2 separate regions of the Homo sapiens genome follow, and region 1 is linked to region 2. Evidence: chromatin loops called from intact Hi-C (ENCODE). Cell type or tissue: heart left ventricle. All regions are shown on one strand.

Region 1 (4,000 bases), 480 kb after region 2:
CTATAAAGTGTGTTTAGTAGAAATATTAGATTAGTCACAAATGTAATACAGCCAGGTCTGAATTGATGCTTCCATGAGCCTCTGATTCCATGTGAATACCCAGATTTTCTTCCACTGGTGTACTTAACTCGTCTTTCTGATCTCCTTTTATTTTCTTGTCCTATTGTACTCACTTAAATTTTCTCCATATTGAATTACACCCTGATTTTGTTTAACTGAAGGACTGACACTCTTGAGATGGCTCAAAGTTGAATCTATAAAATGAGTTGAGAGCTAACAACAGGTCTAGAAAATGCTTTGCTAGAAAAAAAAGATTTAGCTAGAAAACAGAACAAGTCCGGGCGTGATGGCTCACGCCTGTAAACCCAGCACTTTGGGAGGCCAAGGCAGCAGATCACTTGAGCCTAGGAGTTCGAGACCAGCCTGGACAACATGGTGAAACTCCTTCCCTACTAAAAATACAAAAAAAAAAAAAATTAGCCAGGCATGTTGGTGCACATCTGTGGTTCCAGCTACTCAGGAGGCTGAGCTGGGAGGATCACCTGAGCCTGGGAAGTTGAGGCTGCAGTGAGCCGTGATCACGCCACCACACAGACAACAGAGCAAGACCCTGTCTCAGGAAAAAAAAAAAAAGAAGAAGAAAGTAAGAAAACAAAACTGGAGCCTCTCCTTAATTTAATATTTATGTTCTTCTGGGTTTTCAGAACTATGAATGATTTTTTTTTAGTCCCACCAGGTTACTTTGTTGTGACATATGGTATCTTTAAGATGATAAAAAGTGAGATGACAAGGTGATTAATTTTATGTATAAAAGCTTTGAAGACGATTTTAATCACTTATTCTACTATTTCAGTATATTGGTAGGGATTAGACTTTTAAAAATTCTACTTCATCTTTCTGTGAAAGAATTCCTAATGAAAAAGGACATAGACTTTGGAACCAGAAAGACCTGGGTTTAAGCCCACCTCTACAACTTACTTGCTGGGTTATCTTGGATAAGATACTTAGACTCTTAGAATGTCAGTTTTCTCATCTGTAAATGGGGCTAATTAGGTCTACACGGCAGGGTTGTTGTGAGGTTTAGAGATCACAAAATGCCCAGTAGAGTGTCTGGCAAAAGTGGGAGCTCAATAAATAACAGTGAGTTGTTTCATGGTAATGGCTCTGCTGGCAGGCCACCAGGAAACATAATCTAGTATTACAGAGTGCCCCAGATTCTTGAGGTCCCTGGCATTCCTCTACTTTGGAAGGACTTATCGTTGGTACCCTAGTCGTGTGTTCAGAATGGGAAACTCAAGTCCTTAGACATAGTTAGGCATACAGTTAGTGTTTGTTGAATTGGATTGAAGGCAGCACACATTGCTTTAGGATTTCTCTTAGCTTGGAGTCTGCAGGCTGCTTGTTTCTACATCCTGGATGTTCCCCTTTCCATGCTTCAACTTCCAACGGCTCCTGAATCATACTGTGGAGGAGGCAGCCAGGTCAACTTCCTCTCCCTCAGAACCCAATTCAGGGGCAAAAGCAGGATGCTAAGGCTGACCCAAATGTCTCTGACAACGCCTTGTCATGACCCTTGGACAGAGAAGACTTTTAGAGTAAAGTCTCTCTTGGAGTGCTTGGTGCTATTTTTGTGTTAATGTAACTCTAATTGGTACTCTAACCATTCTAATGCTTTGAGAGAGATGTCTTTTTTTTTTTTTTTTTTTTTTTTTTTTTTTTTTTTTTAAGAGACAGAGTCCCAATCAGTCACCCAGGCTAGAGTGCAGTGGTATAAGCATGGCACATTGTAACCTCCAACTCCTGGCCTCAACTGATCCTCTTGCCTCAGGCTCCTGAGTAGCTGGGACTATAGGCACATACGATCATGCCTGGCTAATTTTTAATTTTTTTAGAGATGGGATCTCGCTATGTTGCCCAGGCTGGTCTCAAACTCCTGGCCCGGAGCAGTCATCCTGCCTCAGCCTCCCAAAGTGCTAGGATTACAGGCCCAAGCCACTGTGCCTGGTCAGGTGTCTTTGAGAGTGGTGCTATCCCACTGAACTGGTGAGAAAGTTGAGTAGAACCAAAGAAAGAAAACTTGATAGAAGCAAGAATTATGATTGCGAATCACTAGCCCTTCTGATTTTCTCCAGTCTAAATTATGTTTTGCTCATTTTACTTGACCAGTAAGGTAAAACCCCACGTGGGAGGAAGGGGAGTTGCTGTTTCATAATGGGTCAGAATCAAAACCCCATTGTCCCAAGCCAAGCTTTCAGACAGGCTGACTCCCTGCATTTTTCTAAGTCAAAATAAAAACAATTCCTTTATGCCGTCACGTTGCAGCCAAGTTAAGTCTTCAATACAGTCATGCATTGCTTAATGGCCAGGACACGTTCTGAGAAATGTGTCATTAAGCAGTATTGTCGTTGTGCAAACATCATAGAATGTACCAACCCAAACCTAGGTAGATAGTAGAGCCTACTACACGCCTAGGCTATCTGGTGAGCTTATTGCTTCTAGGCTACAAACATACACAGCATGTTACTATACTGAATACTACAGGCAATTGTAACACAATGGTAAGTATTTGTGTGTCTAAACATATCTAAACATAGGAAAAGGACAGTAAACATACGGTATTGTAATCTTATGGGACCACTGTCATATATGGGGTCCATCATTAACTGAAATGTTGCATGTGGCTCATGACTGCATGAGAGATGTGATAATTTGCAGACAGACCGAAGTTCACAAAGGGCTCTATTAGTTTCATTTGCATGGAAAAGACTAGTATTAATACATTCAGTATAGACAGTTCTTACATTTGAGTTTTAGAGCCAACAAGACTGACCTGGAAATGCTTTTCTGGTTTCATTTTCATCTATTTAATTACCCCTACCACTGGAAAAGATTTTAAAACTCTGGCCTCATCCTTCTAATTTATATCCACAGATTAAGTTTCAGTTCTAAGAATGATCAACTAATTTCATGTTTTATTTTATTCCATGAAGAGAGAGAAGGTACCTTCTCATCAGAACAGCCCTATCACCCTTTTCTCCTCCCAGGTTAAGCCTGAGCCCTTGCCACACGGATTTCCTTCTCACCCGCTTCCTCCCCGCACCACTCTGGGGATCAGAAGTATCAGTGCCAAGTGGTCCCTTTCATCTCCTCATAATTCTTCCCCAGCCACTTAGTGGGTTAGTCAGGCCCTGCCTTCTCTTCAGCCAGCCCTGCAGTCCCGGGAATGTCTTGAGTGAGCCCTGGAATCTCTGCACAGGGTGAGTTTCCTGTTGTACATGCTCAGCCCAATATTTTTTGATTCATGAATATTAAAGAATTAGAGATCACAAGGCCTTACCACCATCTTGCACCCTCTGAAAACATAATGACTCTTTTATTTCATGGCACTTTACTTAGTTTATTCAGCATGATCAGGGCAGCATTCAGGCTATAGCAAGCTTGTTAAATATTTACCCATGAGGCTGATATTTATACATGAATCAGCAGCACTTATCAGTGTGTGACACTGGATGTAGATTTTGGACGCTTACAAGCTAAGAAACTACTGGGTTAAATAAAGGGTGAAATGACGTCCTTTAAAAAATAAACTCTCAGTTAAAACTATCTTTCGTAGTGCCTAAAGTGCTTTGCACCTGTTGAGGCTCACCCCAGACAGCCAACCAAGTCATTCAGAATCAGACCTGCCAGAGTGTCTGGTCCATCACATTTGAGATCAAATGAATCTGATTGTTTGGTGGTTGGGGTGGGAGAGTACTGAGGTATGAACAAAATTAAGAGGAGTTCCTGCTTGCTGCTGTGTGGGAAATTGTAAACGGAGATGAGCCGTACATCACAGTGTCTACTTTGGTGACGGTCTGAAGCCTCTAGGAGCCCCTCATCATTTGGGATGCTGGCCTGGCTCCCTGATAGCCAGACCTACTGTTTCTTCCCATCCCTGTAGTCTTCCATGATTAAAATCCCCCTCCTCTCAGGGAGGTAACATATTTCAGCAGAAACAGCC
Region 2 (4,000 bases):
GCTTTCACTCATTTTATTCTACTTTCTGGGAGATTTCTTCAACTTTATTTTCCTACTCTTTTGACCACTTTTTTTTTTTCTTTTTAGAGACAGAGTCTCACTCTGTCACCTAGGCTGGAGTGCAGTGGCATGATCATAGCTCACTATAGCCTCAAACTCCTGGGCTGAAGTGATCCTCCTACCTCAGCCTCCCAAAGTGCTGGGATTACAGGTATAAGTCACTGCACCCAGCAGTGACCACATTTTTAATTTGTAAGAGCTCTTTATCATCCTCTGATTATTTCTACTTCACATCATCCTGCCCTTTTTCATGGCTGTGTATCTTCTTTTAAATCTCTGAGACTATCAGTTAAAAATACACATAAATTTTTTTTTAAAGTTTCTTTTTACATCATTTCTATTTCCTTTGAGTTCATTTTTTTCTGTTTGTTTGTTTTGGTCTCTCTCTCTCTCTCTTTCATGTGGGATACTTTTTGCAAATTTCTGGTGATCCTGGGCTATCCAGTCATATGGAATAGTGAGGCATCACAATGATTGGTGACTCTGTTATATGGACAGATATTTGACTGGCAGGTCTCAATCTGAGGCTATTTCATTGGGAGACCATAAAAGTCTCTCCTTAAGGTCACCGAAGGGTAGGTTTGAGATGTTTGGGTCGGGGGGCATTTTGACAGCATGGCTTCTCCTTTGGTATGTTTAATTGTGATGTTTGACAGACATCCTTGTAGTCAAAGACGATACTTTTAAAATAAATTATCCCCCAATGATGACTTGGGCCCTGTCACTCAACGGGAGAATTAGCAGAGCCTGTAGGATCTTATTTGGAATTGACATTCTCTATTGTAATTTCATTCCTGTTTATTTTTAAATTTTCTTTGTGTTCCACCGGAAAAGAAAGATGTTGCTCAGTTTTAAACTTAACAGTGCACAAGTTGCTTTGTTACAGTAAAACCCAATGTTTACACATGCACACAAAGTCCATCTTCAGGGGACTTTTCTCTGGGGCTAACAGTTTTTTTCCAGTGAAGAATCCTCCAGTCTTCTAGCCAGGGAACATATACCTGATAGTCCTTTTCTGGGAATGGGGTAAGGGAAGGAGCATGGCATTGGGGTCCACTATTAACATGTAGACTTAAACATAATCCTCCTCCGGTCTCAGCCAGCACCTGCCCTATTGTGGCTGGGATCCTTGAACTTGGGGGTGCTCTGGTTCTATTTCTGTAAAGAAAAAAACCTCCAATCAAGTGCAGGGACATAGTTGCCTGACTATTTGGGATTGGGAGGGGATCTGGAATTGTAATTTCTTCATATATGTCTTTCAATTGCTTCCCTAGGGTTTAGCCTATCCTTCAAACTCACTTCCTGCAGAATCTGCTGCCTCCAGGTTTCCAGCTCTCGGGGCTCTCTGGGAGGATCTGCTCAGTCCTCATCATCAGTGCCATCTTTGGGCCCTTTCAAGTCAGTTACCCCATGGCAGCCACTTTTTATCATCCCCAAATTTGCTAAGTTCTTCTGTCCACTGAGGTCCTCACTCCCATTCTCAGAGTTCTCATGGGTTTATGCTTTAAAAACTTTTGTGGGTCTTTGGAGAAAAAGGAGATAAAGATGTATGGTCAATTTGTTATCTACAGTATCTCTGACATCACGTGTTGTGAGCCACCCACTTTTAAAACTAGATTTTTTTTTTAATTTAAATTTTTATTTTTAAATTGACACATAATTATATATACTTAAGGGGTACAATGTGATTTATGTATATATGTTTATACATATATTTATATATGTGTATATATATCTATCACATTGTACCCCTTAAGTACAACGTGTGTGTGTGTGTGTGTGTGTATATATATATATATATATATATATATATATATATATATATATAGTACAATACATGCATATACAAGTACTATACACATACCCATACATTGTGGAATGATTATATCAAGCTGATTAACACATTCGTCACCTCACACCCTTATTTTTTGTAGTAAGAACATTTACAAAAAATTCTTTTAGCAATTTCAAAATATACTCTACATGATTATTAACTATGGTCATCATGTTGTGGAACAGACCTGGAAAACTTCTTTCTCCTGTCTAACTGAAACTTTGCACCCTTTGGTCAACATCTCCTCCTTCCTTGCCTTCCTAGCCTCTAGTAACCACCATTCTGCTCTCTGAAGTAGGAATTTATTTTAAATGTTCCCTAAACATTTATTTCAAGCATCCAAGATTTCATAAAAATCTTTATGTCACCATCTTCTTACAGGTCTTGATCTATTCCCGGCCTTCGCTTTGCCAAACTAAAACCTCAGTTCTCATGTTGATGTTTTCACCAGGCTCCGGATTCTCTGGTTCTTTTTCTCTGGCCTCCCTTCAGTTGTCCTTCTGGAGGTCCATGACAAAAGATGCAGGCATCCCAGCCACCCCCTGGATGACAAAATCCTCTTCTACAAATATCTCTGCACTAAGCGGTTGCCTAGGCAGGGTAAAAGACAGGACTTGCCTTTGGTGGGAGAGCGTGTTCTCCACATTCTTCCTCACTGTGGACAAAGTTCTCAGAAGCCACTTTGGCTTCAAGGAGGTATCCCTTAAATGGTGTGTTCACACATCACCACGCACCACATTGCCCAAGGGAGCACTGCTATAATTAGCATGTGAGCTCCTCACCAGTCCATCACATTCTAGTAAACCCAGATGTAAGGGAGACTTGGTGGAAAAGAGGAGAAAGCCAAAAAGACAGACAAAACAAGAAGAAGAGGGGAAGAAGGATGATGGGGAAAGGGTGGCGATAATATTCATAATAAGGTTTGTAATTAATGATTATAATAATTACTTGCATTTGCAAAGAATTTCCACGTGCATGGTTTCATTCACTATGTGTAACAACACAAAAAAGTACACACTTAGTCCCTATAGACTACCTTATGGGTTCAATCTATGGGTTCAATTCTAGAACTTAATTATAATGATCATCTATGACTTTCTTTCAGAGAAATTTGCTCCAAGTTTCAAACAGTGATTTATAAATGGAAATATACACTGTGTGGAAGTTCAGGGCTGCCTAAGTAGATGAAGGCATAGCTTGATTTCTCTGAAAAAGGAGGACTCATTCCACAGGGGTTGATGGTGAGTCTCCTCTGAGCCAGCTGTGGTGCTGAGTGCTGAGGTGACGGTAAAGATGAGTAGTGCATGGATGCTCCTGCCCACGGTGAGTGGATTTAAGAAGAGAGCACCTGATGCTGCCGAGGGATTACAAAGGAAAGATTCAGTGAGGCATTGCAAAGGAAAGATTCAGTGAGGGATTGCAAAGGAAGGGTTCAGTGAGGGATTGCAAAGGAAGGGTTCACCGAGGGATTGCAAAGGAAGGGTTCAGTGAGGGATTGCAAAGGAAGGGTTCAGTGAGGGATTGCAAAGGAAGGGTTCACCAAGTGATTGCAAAAGGATTCACTGAGGGATTGCAGAAGGATTCACTGAGGGATTTCAAAGAAAGGATTCACCAAGGGATTGCAAATGAAGGATTCAGTGAGGGATTGCAAAGGAAGGATTCACTGAGGGATTGCAAAGGAAGGGTTCAGTGAGGGATTTCAAAGGAAGGATTCAGTGAGGGATTGCAAAGGAAGGGTTCAGTGAGGGATTGCAAAGGAAGGATTCAGTGAGGGATTGCAAAGGAAGGATTCACTGAGGGATTGCAAAGGAAGGGTTCAGTGAGGGATTGCAAAGGAAGGGTTCACTGAGGGATTGCAAAGGAAGGGTTCAGTGAGGGATTGCAAAGGAAGGGTTCACTGAGGGATTGCAAAGGAAGGGTTCGGTGAGGGATTGCAAAGGAAGGGTTCAGTGAGGGATTGCAAAGGAAGGGTTCATTGAGGGATTGCAAAGGAAGGATTCACTGAGGGATTGCAAAGGAAGGATTCATAGACCAGAACTTTGACATGGGATCTGTCCAGCAGAAAAGGTAGGGTAGGGCATTTTTGCAGAGAATGTGATGGACAAA

What was found. Hi-C counts contacts between places; a loop is a spot of excess contacts. Peaks named below come from ENCODE experiments on the same cell type or tissue, not always from the same donor. Only the 100,000 strongest peaks of a DNase experiment are listed, where the experiment ranks them.
Region 1: a loop joins it to region 2, with 4 times the contacts of the local background. A loop is called at or near these places in 3 of 110 quality-filtered maps.

What each region holds. Positions count from the first base shown.
Region 1 is chr2:28,230,099-28,234,098 of GRCh38, forward strand. All of the region lies in intron 7 of BABAM2 (BRISC and BRCA1 A complex member 2), which reads left to right. Among named protein-coding and RNA genes, the nearest start is that of BABAM2-AS2, 78 kb to the right of the region's middle. In heart left ventricle, no CTCF peak of the experiment used is centred here; no DNase peak of the experiment used is centred here; H3K27ac peaks cover 641 bases.
Region 2 is chr2:27,745,533-27,749,532 of GRCh38, forward strand. No RefSeq gene overlaps it. Among named protein-coding and RNA genes, the nearest start is that of MRPL33, 24 kb to the right of the region's middle. RefSeq lists silencers at 3,316-3,516, 3,476-3,676, 3,636-3,836. In heart left ventricle, no CTCF peak of the experiment used is centred here; no DNase peak of the experiment used is centred here.